2 separate regions of the Mus musculus genome follow, and region 2 is linked to region 1. The links are chromatin contacts, found by Hi-C or POLR2A ChIA-PET in ENCODE. All regions are on one chromosome and are shown on one strand. The core of a region is the stretch at or near the end of the contact, and the rest is flanking DNA. Distances in the headings are between cores, read along the strand shown.

Region 1 (7,888 bases), core at 3,715-6,214:
CAATTTTTTAATTGGGTTGAGTTTTTTTGTTGTTGTTGTTTTGGTTTTTTTTACTGCTAAATTTTGAAAGTTCCTTACTTTGATGTGAAGAGACATCATGACCACCCCAACTCTTATAAAGAAAAACATTTAATTGGGGCTGGCTTACAGCTTCAGAGGTTTAGTCTGTCATCATGACGGGAAGCATGGCAGTGTGCGGGCTGACATGGTGCTAGAGAAGGAGCTGAGAGTTCTACATCTTGATCCACAGGCAGCAAAAGGAGACTGTGCCACACTAGGCCTAACTTGAGCTTATAAAACCTCAAATCCCACCTCCACAGTGACACACTTCTTCCAACAAGGCCACCCCTAATAATGCCACTCCCTGTGGGCCAAGTATTCAAACACACAAGTCTCTGAGGGCCATTACTATTCAAACCTCCACCGTATCAAAACTATTAAAGATACGCTTTATAAATATTTTCTCCAGTTCTATAAGTGGTCTCGTTATCTAGTCACTTCTTTTGCTGTCTAGAATGTTGATGTAGTTGCAATCATCTGTTTTTGCTTTTTCTGTCTGCTTTGAGGATTTGTACACACATACACAAGCACACGTGCCAAATCCAGGGTCCTGAAGCATTACCCCTGAGTGTGTGCTAGCAGTATGATTAAGTGTTAAATACATAGTTAATTTTGAGTTGACTTTGGAAGCTGATGGGTGAAAGAGACCTACTGTCATTTTTCCTCATGAGGATTCAGTGTTAATGGCACAGTCTGGGAGGATTCTCCTGTCACTGGTGCTTGTGCTATGGCGTGTTTGTTGCTTCCTTGGCTCTACACTGTTAATATATCCAGTTGTCTTTTTTCACTCTAACACAGTGCTCTCACTTCAGTAGCTTTGTAGTATATTAAATCATATAGTGGAATCACTCTTGTATTGCTTTTTGCTCAAGATGTCTTTTGCTTATATGGTTTTTCATTATTTCATATTTTTTTAAAAATTATAGATTTCTTTCTTGCTTTGTGAAGAATGTCCTTGATGTCTAGTTAGAGGTCTCATTGAATTTATAAGCTACTTTGATAATTTTACCATCTATAAATATGAAGAATTACTTATATCCTCTTAAAAATTTGTATATCCGATATTTTTTTTTTAACAAAATCTCAATCATTTGATTTTTACCAGTAAAGACTCAGGAGCCAGAAGCTAGGGTGAAAATTTGATAGTTCAGAGAGACAGAGAAAGCACCCATCACCCAGCTTATCTTCTTCCTCAGCCAATGTCCCAAAAAGGAAGTTCTCCTCTACACCATCATAAACCTCCCTTCAATCAGCATGTCCCTCCCTTCTATTTCCTGTGTGTGTGCCTCTCCATCCTCCTGACTTCCTCTTACTTTCTCTATGGTTTTTCCTGTGTTCACTCCCTGTCAACCTTGTTGCTTGCCCTTAACCTCTGGTTGACTTTATTTAATCCTATTTACAGTAAACAGAAAGCCTCAGGTTAAAGGTGTGTGTTAGGGCTGAGTCATGCCTAAACTAAAAACAAGTTTTTCTAGTAAAGGGTTCACAGTGTGATCAAATATCCTGCAACACTTTATCATTTTTATTGTAGAAAACGGATCCCCTCTGTTGTGGTTTGAATGGCACATGCCCCATACACGCTCCTGTTTTGAACCTGTTCCTAGTTGGTCATGTTGGCAGGCTGTGGGACCTTGAGGAGGTTGTGGGGCACAGCTAGAGGAAGTAGGCCTATGAGGATAGGTCCTTGGAAACTTTAAAACAAAACAAGAAATTGCAAGGGGTCAACGAAAAGAGCCAGATATAATGCTGCACCATGTGTGAGGTGAAGGCAGGAGCATCAGGGGGTCACCGTGATTCTGGCTACCAAGGAAGCTGGCTTTGTCTAGGCTCTGTTTTGTTCATTTCTGCTCTGACTTTTACACTTCCTTTTATTAAGACTGCAGCAAACTTGCCGGGTGTGGTGGCGCACGTCTTTAATCCCAGCACTTGGGAGGCAGAGGCAGGCGGATTTCTGAGTTTGAGGCCAGCCTGGTCTACAGAGTGAGTTCCAGGACAGCCAGGGCTACACAGAGAAACCCTGTCTCGGAAAACCAAAAACAAACAAAAAAAAAAAGACTGCAGCAAGTTGTTAACCCTTTTGTGTTTGCTTTTCTCTGAAAGCTAGAGCTACTAAGACTTTCCTCAATACTTTGGTCAGTCCTTCCCTTAACCCCTTATGTGCCAGTTAAAACCTAATCATTCTCAAACGCAGGAGTGTGTTACCTTTCACGCTTTCATGCCTCCGCAATTAAGAACAGGGAAGGTCTTAAGATCGCTCTTCTAACATCATTACATTGAGATAGTTGTCTAAAACTATCTCAACTGAAACCTTGGGACAGGAAGGTACGATTAATGTCCAATTATTACTTTGTTAGAAAATTACTGAGCTATAAGTTCCATATAACATAATACCATGTAGTGATCATATGTTTGTAGTTCAATGACATCATAGCCATATACACTTGTGAAAACTGAAAACATTTGCACCCCTGGGAATGCTGCCTCTGTAACCTTGTAATGCTCCCCATCCCCACAGTTCTCTGTCTTTTAAACTTGCTATAGGAAAAGGTTATCACTACTCAGGGTACAAGACTTGTTCATCATAATTCATATCATATATACTATAATTTTTTTCATTTTCATTGCTTAGCTTAAATTCACTATATGAGTATTTCTCTATAAATTAACCATATGAGCATTACTTGAGTTGGTTTTGGTCTTTTGACTACTGAATATGACAGCTATGAACATGCTGTATGTCTTTGTGAATATGTATCTTTTATACCTCTTTAGTAAGCATATAGGAGTGGGAGTCTCAAACCAGAATCATGCAAATTGGACATAAGGGCTGGGAGATAAATCACTGAACACAGTACCTGCTGAAAAAACCAGGGGGCCTGAGTTTAGATCCCCAGTTCACGCATAGAGTACTGGGCTTGGGGATCTGTCTATGTCTTCGACTCTGGTGAGCAGAGACAGGTAGATGTTGGGTGTCTACTGGACAGCAAGTGAAGACCAAAACAATGAGCTCTACATTGAGAGAGGCCCTGTCTCTGAAAATAAAGTCAAGTGCAACAGAAGAGGCACCTGATCTTGGCTTCTGGCCTCCATAAGCACACACATGCTTGTGTCTACCTGCACACATAAACATATCACACACAGCACTTACACATACACATCACATGCACACGGAGCTGTGCTGCTTTATAACTACAGCAAGGAATGCTCTTTAGAGTTGTTCTGCATTCATACTGTTTGATATTGCTGGTCTGTTCCCCCTTTCTAATGGCATAAAATGCTGATTTGTCATTTGTCTTTGTTCTTCCTGTTTGAAACAAGGTCCTGGGTCTCAAGTAGCCCAGGAGGTCTTCATAGTCTCCATCCTCCTGCTTCAGCCTCCCACATTGCTAGGATTTACAGACCTGAACCATACAACCTGGCAATAATCTATTACTTTAATTTCTTGTATGTGGATTTGTAGGCGTCACATATCTTCTATTCTGAAATGTCTATTTAAATCTTACTCATTCCTCAAACTAGATCATCCTGAAGAGCCTAAACCATGGAAGTAATTGAATACCATATAGCCTGGAGCAAAAGCCTCTTGGCACACAAAATGTGCCTTGGACTGGGAAGGAACTAGGAAAGCTGCAAAATAAGATGATTCTGATTTATAAAGTGGTTCTTGTCGTGCAGATCAGGGTTGGGAAGCTTATGTTAATAAATCCAAGCTCCTGGGTCGCTAGGAGTTGTTCATCTGAAAGAACTCACATTAAGTTGTAAGAGTTTGACCTCTAGTGTTACCTTACATGACATAATAATACTATCTATTAAGTACTATACATGGTTATTAATAAGTGAACCATCTATATTTACTCTTTCTTTTTTCTTTTTCAGTGTTTCAATAGAGAAAGAAAAGATCGATGAAAAATGTGAAACAGAAAAACTCTTAGAATACATCCAAGAAATTAGGTAATATAAATAGTAGCTTTAAAATTAACTTCTGGGCTGGAGAGATGGCTCAGCAGTTAAGAGCACCGGCTGCTCTTCCAGAAGATCCATTGCATTTCTTAGCACCCACATGGTGGCTCACAACCATCTGTAACTCCAGTGCCCGAGAGAATTTATCCAGTGCCACCTTCTGGCCTCTGTGGGCACTGCATACATGTGGTGCACAAACATACATGTGGGCAAACACGCATACACATTGAATAAACAAATAATTGAAATGAAAATTTAGTAAAGAGAATGAACCTTACTGGTTTGCGATATGACTTTGTTGGTAGAGCATATGCCTGGCATATGGGAAGCCCTGGAATCAGTATCAGGTTTTTTGCACAGAGAAAACAAAAGCACCTTATTTTGTTGAACATGTTTTTCCTGTACCTTAAGAGAAATTTTCTTCAAAATATCTTTTAATACAGCTGTGCATCTGATCAAGTGGAAAAATGCAAAGTAGATATTGCCCAGTTAGAAGAAGATTTGAAAGAGAAGGATCGTGAGATTTTAAGTCTTAAGCAGTCTCTTGAGGAAAACATTACATTTTCTAAGCAAATAGAAGACCTGACTGTTAAATGCCAGCTACTTGAAACAGAAAGAGGTACTGTGCTGTTTCTATCGCTTTGCTCTGTGAAGCCTTAGACTGTCTATAAAAAATGCACATTTTCATAATTATGTAAATAAGAAAATTCATGTGCTGTACTTGAGAAGTTTTATAACAGTGTAGTGTTTTCTATTTATTTTGACATATTGCACTCTTTGGAAATAAGGACTTGATGACTTCTTCTCTGGGTGACATTTATAATTGGTGCAAACTCAAAACTAAATATCTGTGTAGGGAATGTAATAAGGTAATGACTATAATCGTCTTCCCTCTTTGGAGATGCTTTATCTGTATAGTGTGCCAAAGCACTGAAATATCACAGGAACTGGGTTCCTCAACAACAGTGAGTGATGGATGCTTCCTGCTTCTCTCTTACAGACAACCTTGTCAGCAAGGATAGAGAAAGGGCTGAAACTCTCAGTGCTGAGATGCAGATCCTGACAGAGAGGCTGGCTCTGGAAAGGCAAGAATATGAAAAGCTGCAACAAAAAGAATTGCAAAGCCAGTCACTTCTGCAGCAAGAGAAGGTAGCTACCTACATTTGTTTATGTATGTCGGAAAAACCTGGAGTATATCCTTTGAATGTTTAGCCACAGATATTGGCATATGTTTGTATTAAGTAGATGAGCTACATATTTGTAATTATTTTAAAAAGAATGTCTAGGCTGGGCATGATGGCTCACATCTTTAATCCTGGTACTCAGGAGGTAGAGGCAGGTGGATCTCTGTAAGTTCAAGGTCAACCTGGTCTACAGAGTGATTTCCAGGACAGCCAGGGGTACACAGAGAAACCCTGTCTCAAAAAACCAAAAAAAAAAAAAAAAAAGGGCAGTGTGATGATTTTACACTAAAAAGAGCTAGCAATTACGTTTTTCCAGTGTTTAGTTATAATATGTAATCTAGGGAAAGTGAATATGGTGTTTGTATTTTCTGTGTTTCCTTTAAACGTCCTTGCTTGGTTTCCAGTTCATTATCTGTACTTCCTTCTTGTCTCCAGGAAAGTTCCTGGTGCCATGTCTAATTGTGCTTACCTGTCTGAATGCAGGAACTGTCTGCTCGTCTGCAGCAGCAGCTCTGCTCTTTCCAAGAGGAAATGACTTCTGAGAAGAACGTCTTTAAAGAAGAGCTAAAGCTCGCCCTGGCTGAGTTGGATGCGGTCCAGCAGAAGGAGGAGCAGAGTGAAAGGCTGGTTAAACAGCTGGAAGAGGAAACGAAGTCAACTGCAGAACAACTGACGCGGCTGGACAACCTGCTGAGAGAGTTTGTATTAATGTGATCTCATGCTCATGCAGGCCTAGAGACAGGAACTATTTTCTAGCTTGTTTTAGAATTCTTATGTCACCCAAGTACACGCATGGAGGTTGGAATTATCTTTCAAAGTAAGAAAGAGAAAAACATTTTAAGACTATACATACACTCATACGTATGCACTCATGTATGTAAACAAGTATGGCAGTCAAAGTAAAAGCTGGCCTGTTAACATTTTTAATCCCAGGACCCAGAGATTAAAACAGGAGGAGAATGAGTTGCAGGTTGGTCTTGATTGCACACTGAGTTCAAGGCATCCTAGGCTATAATAGTGACACTTTGGCTCCATAAAACAAACAGAGCCCTTTTCTTTTCCTAAAGTGAAAAACATATTTATGTGATTCTTTCCTACCACATTTTCTAAAAGTTGTTAGACATCAGAGTTAAAGCAATTTGTTTTATATTTGAAAACATCTAGGCCTTTTAATGTTTTAAATAGCTTTCTTGAGAGAATACAAACACTCATTGGTTTGTGTGTGTGCACCCATGTACATGCACAAACACCCATGTCGTCCACAAGCTGCTGGCTCGTGGAAGTCAGAGGACAACTTTCAGAAGTTGCTTCTCTTCCCACTCTGTGGGCTCCTCAGAGCATAACTCAGATCCCCAAGGTTAACAAGTGAGTGCCTTTATCCCCTTAGCCAATCTTGCTTCAGAAATAACAAGCGGGGCTGGAGAGATGGCTCAGCGGTTGAGCACTGGCTGTTCTTCCAAAGTTCCTGAGTTCAATTCCCAGCAACCACATGGTGGCTCACAACCATCTGTAATGGGATCTGACACCCTCTCTGGTGCATCTGAAGACAGCTACAGTGTACTTACATATAAGAGAGAGGGAGGGAGGGAGGGAGGGAGGGAGGGAGGGAGGGAGGGAGGGAGAGAGAGAGAGAGAGAGAGAGAGAGAGAGAGAGAGAGAGAGAGAGAGAGGAGATGTAACAGTCAGAAAGCCAGTTACAGTGGCTCAGACATGTAATACCAGCACTTCAGATGCTGAGGCCAGAAGAGTACAGTGAGCTTGAGGCCAGCCTGTGTTGTAGAATGGAGTGCTATCTCAAATAAAAATAAATGCAGAAGTAAAACAATCACAAATAGCTGATATACATTCAACAACATTCTCAGTAAAAGTAAAAAAAAATAATAATAATAATAATAATGCCTGTTAAAACTTTCTTCTTGCTGAGTGTGGTGGCATACTCCTTTAGGTCCAGCATTTGGGAGGCAGAAGCAGGCAGATCTCTTGAATTTAAGGCCAACCTTGTCTACAGAGTGAGTTCCAAGAAAGCCAGGGCTGCACAGAGAAATCCTGTGTTGAGAAAAACTAAGAGCAATCAAAGGAAAAACCAACCCCTACCAAAACAAAAAACAAAAAACAAAAACACTTTCTTCTCTAGAAGTTGCATTTAATTTAAAAGTGACAATTTTATTCTGTTTTGTTTTGTTTTGTTTTGTTTTGTTTTGTTTTGTTTTGTTTTGCAAGACAGGGTTTCTTTGTGTAGCTCTGGCTGTCCTGGAACTCACTCTGTAGACCAGGCTGGCCTCTAACTCAGAAATCTGCCTGCCTCTGCCTCCTGAGTGCTGAGATTGAAGGTGTGCTCCACCACTGCCCCAGAGACAATTTTATTCTTTTATCTTTAATTTTTATTATTTACTTTAAAATTATATTTTAGCCAACCATGGTGGTACATGCCTTTAATCCTCATACTTGGGAGGCAAGTCAGGCAGATGTCTGTGAGTTCAAGGCCTACAAAGCCAGGATTTCACAGAACTCTAACTTGGAAAATCAAAACTAAATACATATATCCACTTCTTGTTGTTGGGCAGGTATATGAGGTGTGTGTGAGCACAGGAGTGGGTAGAGATCAGAGGACAGAGTTTAGGTGTCACTCCTCTCTGCCATGGTTTCAATGGCCAGACATAGGTGATCAAGGCTACACAGCAAAT
Region 2 (7,888 bases), core at 2,719-5,218, 40 kb before region 1:
TATATTATATAATTATATTATATATATAATATTTATCATTGAGTCAAGGTAACAATATAGAACTCAGTCATTTGAAAACTTCCTGATAGGAACTCATGATCAAATACAGGCTTTTTAAATCATTATTAAAAATAGATTCTTCTCTTATACAATACTCTCCAACCAGTTTCCCCTACCCCTCCACTTCTCCCAGCTTCCCTACCTCCCCTCTGCCCCAGATCCATTCCTTATTCGTTTCTGTGAGAAATGACCTCTAAGCAGGCCTCCAAGAGACAAAAAACAATCATGACAAAACAAGACAATGCAAAGAGCCCTTATATCAAGGCTGGACAAGGCAACTCACTAGGAAGAAATGAGTCCCAAGAGCAGGAAAAAAACAGTCAGAGACACATCTGTTGAGAGTCCCACAAAAACACCCAGCTAACAGGTGTAACATACACAGAGAGAGCCTGATACAGACCCAGGCAGGCCAGTGCCTGCCACTTCAGTCTCTGGGAGCCTATATGAATGTCCTGCTTAGGTGATCCAGTGCCCATGTTTTCCTAGTGTCCTCCATCCCTTAGGACTTCTACAATCTTTCCTCCCCCTCCTCCACAGGGTTCCCAATATTTTAGGATAGGGGGGGCTGATGGAGGATGTTGTCCTTAGCAATGGAACCCCAATGTCAGTTTTCAGACAGTGACCTTCTGTCCCAGCATGAGCCTGTGTTGTTTAGGATCTCCATGGGAAGCCCTCAGCCAACAACTCAACCAAATTCAACCTAGCTTCACCAGTGGTTACAGAACCTAAGTCTCACCTAGCTACAAAAGATGACCAGGTCAGACTCAGTATCTCCCGTTACTAGGAGTCCACACTAGGGTCACCTTCATAGATTCCAGCAAGTTTTTACTACACTAGGTTTCCACACACCCCACCCCAAATGCCCCCAATTCCAGCTGTCTCACCACACTCTCCCACCATCCCCTACCTGATTGTTCCCACTCCCATCCCAACCTGTCCCCCCCTCCCCCCGAAGTCCACCTTTAGAATCTATTTCCCCTTCCCAGGGAGGTCCATGCATCCCCACTAGATCCCTCCTCTTTACCAAACCTCTCTGGGTCTGTAGATTATAGTTTGATTATCATTTACTTAGCAGCTACTATCCACTTATAAGTGAATACATGCCATACTTGTCTTTCTGGGTCTGGGTTATAATGAAATACTTGCTTTCATACTTTTACAAGAATAGATATTTGCTTGTTTTAAATTCTGCACCTCTTTTAAATTACTCAAAAGATGCTCTCTATTCCAATATTATAGAATCAAAGTTACAGTACTGTGTCATAGACTAGAACTTCTCTCAGCCTTGGTCAGAAAAGTCTCTTACCAGGATAGTCGCTATTTAAAGCAGAAATTTATAACTGATCAAGGTATTGAGAGTAAGCAAGTATAGAGTGCTCAGCTCTGAGCAGGACTTCTGTAACAACCCCTCCAAGGCCTAGGAATACTAGGAGAGGATGGAAAGGCTTTCAGAGCTGAAGGGGCATGGTGCCATCAAACGCTATCTTCTGGACATGACATGTCCATTGCAGTCAGAAAGTTACAGTATTTGTGACTGTGTTCATAAGACCAGAACACACACACACACACACACACACACGCGACAGCAGAGGCCAGAAAGACAGCTCCAAAGTTTAGAGCACCCGGGTTGCAACTGCAGAGCTCTAACATTCTCCTCCCCATTTCCTAGGGCATTGCACAAACACCCATACATACACACAAATATATAAATAATTAAAAATGAAAGTAAAGTGTATTTTAATTGAAATAGAAAAGGAGAAATAAGCAAAGACTGCCTATTATATTTGTTTCTTAAACGTGTCAGTAAAATAATTTTCATATAAAGAATTGAGAATTAAAAAAGAAAACACAGGATCCTAAGAGAAAATATTTTTTAACACATAATGTACTGCCAACAAATTCTCAACAGGAATTTTAAACATAAGACGTAGAAGGTAACAAAAGTCATTTGAAAATTCTTATTAGCATTAACACTCTTTAAGCTTCCTTCAAAGTTAAGAAAACCGATAAAAGAATAAACAGAACCAACTATTTACATAAAGCACTTAAGAACACAGTTAATCATAAAAGGCTACCATTTACCACATGCTTCCCAGCACTTAATCTTCCCACTTATATAGGATTAAGACATTTCTCCTGCCTATTTTTGAGCAGCCAAGATAGAAACCCAAATTGAAAAAAAAAAAAAAATGGGAGGAGAGAGATGGCTCACTAGAGCATGTCTTAAGTTGGGATTTTATTGCTGTGAACAGACACAATCATCACAGCAGCTGTTATAAAGGAAAACATTTCACTGGGGCTGGCTTACAGTTTCAGAGGTTTAGTCCATTATTGTCATGGCAGGAAGCGTGGCAGGCAGACATGGTTCTGGAGAAGGAGCTGAGAGCTCTGCCTCTGGATTCACAGGCAGCAGGAAGAGCAAATGAGCCAGTAGGTCTGATTTTGAGCTTCAGAGATCTCAAAGCCAATTGCTACTGAAGCACTTTCTCCGACAAAGCCACACCTTCTAATAGTGCCACTCTCTATGAACTTATGGGGGCTATTTTTATTCACACCACCACAGAGCACTTATAAATTACTGGTTTTGTAGATTTACAGAACCAGGGATCCAAATGAATACTGTTCCTTGGTCAACTCACAGCTAACTGCCTGAAATGCCAGATCCAACATCTCTGGTCTCTGAGGGTAGCCACATTCCTGTGCCATACATTCCCCACTTCACCAACACCCCCAGATATAATTTTAAAATCTAAAACTTTTTTTTTAATTAAAGAGAAAAGGCCAGGCATGATGGTGCATGTTTTTAATCCCAGCACTAGGAGAGTCAGAGGCAGGTGGATCTCTAAGTTCAAGACCAGCCTAGTTTACATAGCTAAGGAGTTCCAGGACAGCTTGGACTACATAAAGACCCTGTCTCAAATAAAACATCACTTGTATCTAGTTAATGACCGTTATGGACGGCCAGCCGGCTTGGCTCTTTCTTATTTTCATGAGATGTACTGGAATGGACAAAATCCTGAACACCACCGTCACCACCCCAACTCCTCACCCTCACCCCCACTGCAGCCATGCGAGCTGAGAACCTACTCTCTGTGCATTGCTCCTGAGGACATGCCCTTCCCCGCTACCCCCGAAAGGAGTCCAGCAAGAGTTCAGGATAATTATTTTTCCGTTAACCTGGTAGAGAAGAGGCTTATAGAGATTAATTTTGTAAGAATAATGTTCCTTCACACCCTATTCTGAAGCCTGAGATTCGGCTCACTGCAGATGGGGTTTTCCAGGCACTGTTCTTTGCTGTTTTCTGCCAGACATATGGCATTTTAAGTCACTGATGATAGTATGAGGGTGCTACAAGAACAAATTCAGAAAATTAGCAGAGGACCAAGAAACTACATACTCTGACATCATTGTAACATCTGAGAAGTTTTGCAAGAAACAAAATAAGATAACGATGAACTGATTCCTAAAACTCAGAGAGAACACTCTAGAGAAGCCTATAGAGAACACTATAGAGAAGCCTACCATCTCATTATCTGTAAAGAGAACGAAAGCATTTTTTTTTTTTAACTTGCCATTGTGTTTTTAGAAAGAGGGGACTGAGCTGCAGTGAACAACAACAAAAGGAAAAAAGCAAAAACCAAAACAATGCAAAACAAAAACCCTCACAGTACATTCTGGTCCGCTACCCAGACCAATCTGGCTAATAGAGGCCAGACCTGCCCGGGCAAGCCTTGGCACTGAACACTCAGTTCCGCAGCTTAAGGAAGGACAGTTCGGAAATGCTCCAATGAGAGAGGCTGCGAGAGTCGGGCGTGGCTCGAAAGGGGAGGAGAATTGAAGTCTGGACAACGGGAAGTGTGCGCTGATTGGCCGAGCTTCCTCAGAGACCATCCATCAAAAGAACCACACCAATCAGCGACGTAGATGCGTCCCAGCTAGAGAGCCAGGTCTCCAGCTTGTTCCCCCACTGCCCGGCGCAGTCCTTCGCTGCGCGCTGACCCCGAGGAAGGCAGTACTTGGTCAGGGCGCTGAGGGACCCTCCACCGGGACGCCGGCCCCTCCCCGGGCCTCTGCTCACTTGACCCCCACTCCCTAGTCCGTCCCCTTAGTAGGCCTGTCGGATCGGGGACGTGGGGCGAGCTGAGAGCAGGCCCGGGGTGGGTGGTCACCGTGGTGAAGACGTGGCTGTCAAGGTGAGAGGGGACTATGGGGTGGATCTCAGAACCCTGCACTCCGGAACGCAAGCCCGGGCTAGTCTGCGCCTAGAGAGAGGCGCAGCGGGAGCGGTATTCCTATGTCATGCCTCCCAGTCCCAACCTGCACCCCTGAACTGAGTTAGTGGTTCCTCACCAAGACGACCTTCCTGTCACATCTTTAAACTGCCCAGGGAAGAATCGTCCTCTGTATCCAGGGCTTAGGTTGTGCCCAGGACTCAGAGGAAGTGTAATGCATACTTCCACCAATGCAACTCCCCAGCTTCACCTAACTTTTTCTTTTGGTTTTTAAATGGCGTTAGACTATTCGGAGCACTGAGTGCTAAGCACCGTGCCACACTGAGTCATATCGTGTGTTATTCACAGCCACTCCAAGAAACAGATGTTGTCACCCTCATTTCACAGGTGTAAAAATAAGCTCATTACCTGGAAATAAATGGGCACCTGTGTGCTAAGCGGTTTGTGTGACTCCTTTTAAGCTACCCAATCTATGAGCTATGAGATTGTAGGTAATAATCGTATTTCTACTTCATAGGTAAGGAACTAAGGTTCACGTTGTTAACATATATGGCAGAGTATGTACTATCATTTGACTTTTAGTTTGGGTGTATCATGTGGGGCAGTATCTATTTGTGGCATGTACTGACAATGAAGAAGTCTTTGCTTAAGTAGAGAAAAAAAATTTTTAAGCCATAGTTTATGTCCTATACAAACTCACAATTTAGGAATGTGACCTACTGGGAGAAGGTAAAAATACTTACAGACCTTGGCTTTGCAGTGTCTTCGTCTTAGACGTAATGGAAATGGGGTGGGGGGTGGAGGGGGCATGCACTATAAAGCACTTTTTGCCACAATGCAGAGATAGCCAGGCAGGGTTCTTATGCTCTTTTCTGGGTTTGTTCTATTTATAGATGATAGAAGTACTGACAACTGACTCTCAGAAACTGCTACACCAGCTGAACACCCTGTTGGAACAGGAGTCTAGATGTCAGCCAAAGGTCTGCGGCTTGAAACTAATTGAGTCGGCCCATGATAATGGCCTCAGAATGACTGCAAGATTACGGGACTTTGAAGTAAAAGATCTACTTAGTCTAACTCAGTTCTTTGGCTTTGACACGGAGACATTTTCCCTAGCTGTGAATTTACTGGACAGATTCTTGTCTAAAATGAAGGTATGTTTATGTTACAATATCTCAGCTCTTAATTTCGCTCCATGTGTTTAAGAGATCAAATTGCAGAGGGCTGGAGAAATGGCTCAGTAGCTAGGAGTGCATGTTGGTCTTCCAGAAAATCTAAATTAAGTTCCAACAGCTAGGTGGGCAGTTGAAATCTGAGGCCCTCTTCTAGCCTCCTCTGGCACATGCACAAATGTACCAAACACACTCACACACACATCAAATTAATAAAAAGGAAAAAAAGCCATCAAATTTCTGGATTAGGGCTGGTATACAAAAACCACTTTCAAATGTGGCAATGCTTCCTTTCCATAATGAAGACTTGTAAAACATCACTTATTAGTTGTATACTGAAGTAGAAAGTAATTTAACATCAAGCCATTAATTGTAGTACTCCAGTAGCGGGAAAGCTGGCTCTATGTAACAAACTGTCTTGAGCCAGCAAAGTAGCTGAACACAGAGAGTACTTGTTACACAGGCCTCAGAGAGTCAAGTCTGAGTGCTGTCCCTGGAACACTTAAGTGAAGAGAATGAACCAAGTCCCCAAATCTGTCCTCTGACCTTCACACATACACTAGGGCAGACACACGCCCTCCTAGCTAACTCTCCCTTACACAGAGGAATAATCAAAATAAAATTAAGGGCCTGGTGAAATGCCTTTAATCCTAGCACTCGGATGGCAAAGACAGGCAGGTTTCTGTGAGTTCGAGGCCAGCCAGGTAGACATAGTGACTTCCAGGACAGTCAAGGATACACAGTGAGACCATTTCAAAAGATAAAAATTAAAACAAAAAACAAAAAACAAAAACATAGAAATTTCTTAAAAACTGTCTTACATATATTTGTATGTTTGTGTGTGTTTGTGTGCATATGGACACACCCATGCTGCAATATTATGTAGAGATGAGGACCACTGCAGGAATACGGATCCTGGGGATTGAACCCAGGTCATCAGCCGCCTTTCCCACTGAGCCACCACACTAGCCCCAATCAAAACCTTTCTTGATAGACTGGATATTTCCACTCATCTATTCACATCATAGATTTAAAGTTAAATCTCCGTTAAAGTCTGAATGTTAGGTTGTGGATTAGGAATTAGGGTGTATTTCTTAATTACTACCCATATATAAAAATTCTAATTCCCTTAGCCATCTGGCATTTCCAGCTCCAGGTTGCATGCAATAGAAAAGGAAGGGTTTACGGAGTTATTTCCCAGTAACTGACAAAATATTCATATGGCTTTCAAAGCTTAACTCTTAAGACAGCAACTATCTTCCCTATCCACCCAAAGCCACTGGTTTCAAGTAGGGTACAGAAGACTGTCAGGCTCCTGTCAAATCTGTTGTAGCGATTTGTCTTGATATACTTTTCATAATGACGGTCTGAGTCGTCCTAGGTTCCCTCTGTGTCCTACTGAAGCACTGTAAAGACACTGGTGTGTTTGTAGGTACAGGCGAAGCATCTTGGGTGTGTTGGACTGAGCTGCTTTTATTTGGCTGTGAAAGCGACTGAAGAGGAAAGGAATGTCCCACTGGCGACTGATTTGATCCGAATAAGTCAGTATAGGTTCACGGTTTCAGACCTGATGAGAATGGAGAAGATTGTGTTGGAGAAAGTGTGTTGGAAAGTCAAAGCTACTACTGCCTTTCAATTTCTGCAGCTCTATTATTCACTCGTTCACGACACCTTGCCATTTGAGAGGTATGTGAAATTTGTTTCGAACAAAAAAAAAAAAAAAAGCTTGGAAATCAAAGGGATACTGTCTGAAGGTTTCATAAAATCGGGATTTTCATCATAGAATTCGGATCAAAATAAGGACCTATGGTCCCTTGTACTTTGCTGCCTAACAGAAGTGAAAAGATGCCTGCCAGTCATTTAGTGAAAGTTCCTTCTTAAGAAACATATTAATGAGAATATATTACTATAAATGCAGTGGGGCTTTTGTTTTTTAATTTATGTACAGATAAGTGGCACGTTTCTACTCTACAGAACCTAGGAAATAAACATTTAACATAAATTATCGAAATACATTCAAAAGATGCAGAATTTTTATTGAAATAAAATCATGGTATTTGTGGTATACTACTGTTCACTAAATGGTTTTTGACCAGAATCATTTAAAACTCGTTTAAGACGTTCCTGACACTGATAGGAGAGAATTTCCTTTTCTTAAAATAATTTTTATATAGTGTGTATGAGTTTTATTTTAAAAACTACCTTCAATACATTTTTAAAACTGCCAACTAGATATGTCCACATAAAATCAATCCCATTTTCTTTTTAAAGGAGAAACGATCTGAATTTTGAAAGACTAGAAGCCCAACTTAAGGCCTGCCACTGCAGGATCATATTTTCTAAGGCAAAGGTACATATTTTATATGATTAATCCTAATTACAGAAACCTATTTTTGTCATTGACATTTACTTTATATTTATCCT

Evidence for each region. A loop is a pair of places that touch in the nucleus more often than their neighbours do. ChIA-PET counts read pairs that join two places held with the same protein, here RNA polymerase II (POLR2A).
Region 2: POLR2A ChIA-PET joins it to region 1 with 26 read pairs in embryonic stem cell. The contact joins the promoter of Ccng1 here to the enhancer-like site in region 1. A Hi-C loop is called at or near these places in 3 of 37 maps with a recorded cell type or tissue (T-helper 1 cell, T-helper 17 cell and T-helper 2 cell). POLR2A ChIA-PET finds 5 or more read pairs at or near these places in 4 of 5 experiments (Patski and embryonic stem cell).

The regions. Positions count from the first base shown.
Region 1 is chr11:40,711,992-40,719,879 of GRCm38, reverse strand. Hmmr (hyaluronan mediated motility receptor (RHAMM)) reads left to right here. Exons shown (of 18, transcript NM_013552.2): 8 at 3,937-4,011; 9 at 4,464-4,639; 10 at 5,021-5,169; 11 at 5,688-5,902. Among named protein-coding and RNA genes, the nearest start is that of Hmmr, 18 kb to the left of the region's middle. Within about 2 kb of position 4,964, at least 1 of the 3 ENCODE cell types and tissues checked has a DNase peak (open chromatin) inside an H3K27ac peak, as active enhancers do.
Region 2 is chr11:40,751,366-40,759,253 of GRCm38, reverse strand. Ccng1 (cyclin G1) reads left to right here and starts at 3,968. Exons shown (of 6, transcript NM_009831.2): 1 at 3,968-4,253; 2 at 5,186-5,446; 3 at 6,897-7,150; 4 at 7,736-7,814. The coding sequence starts at 5,186.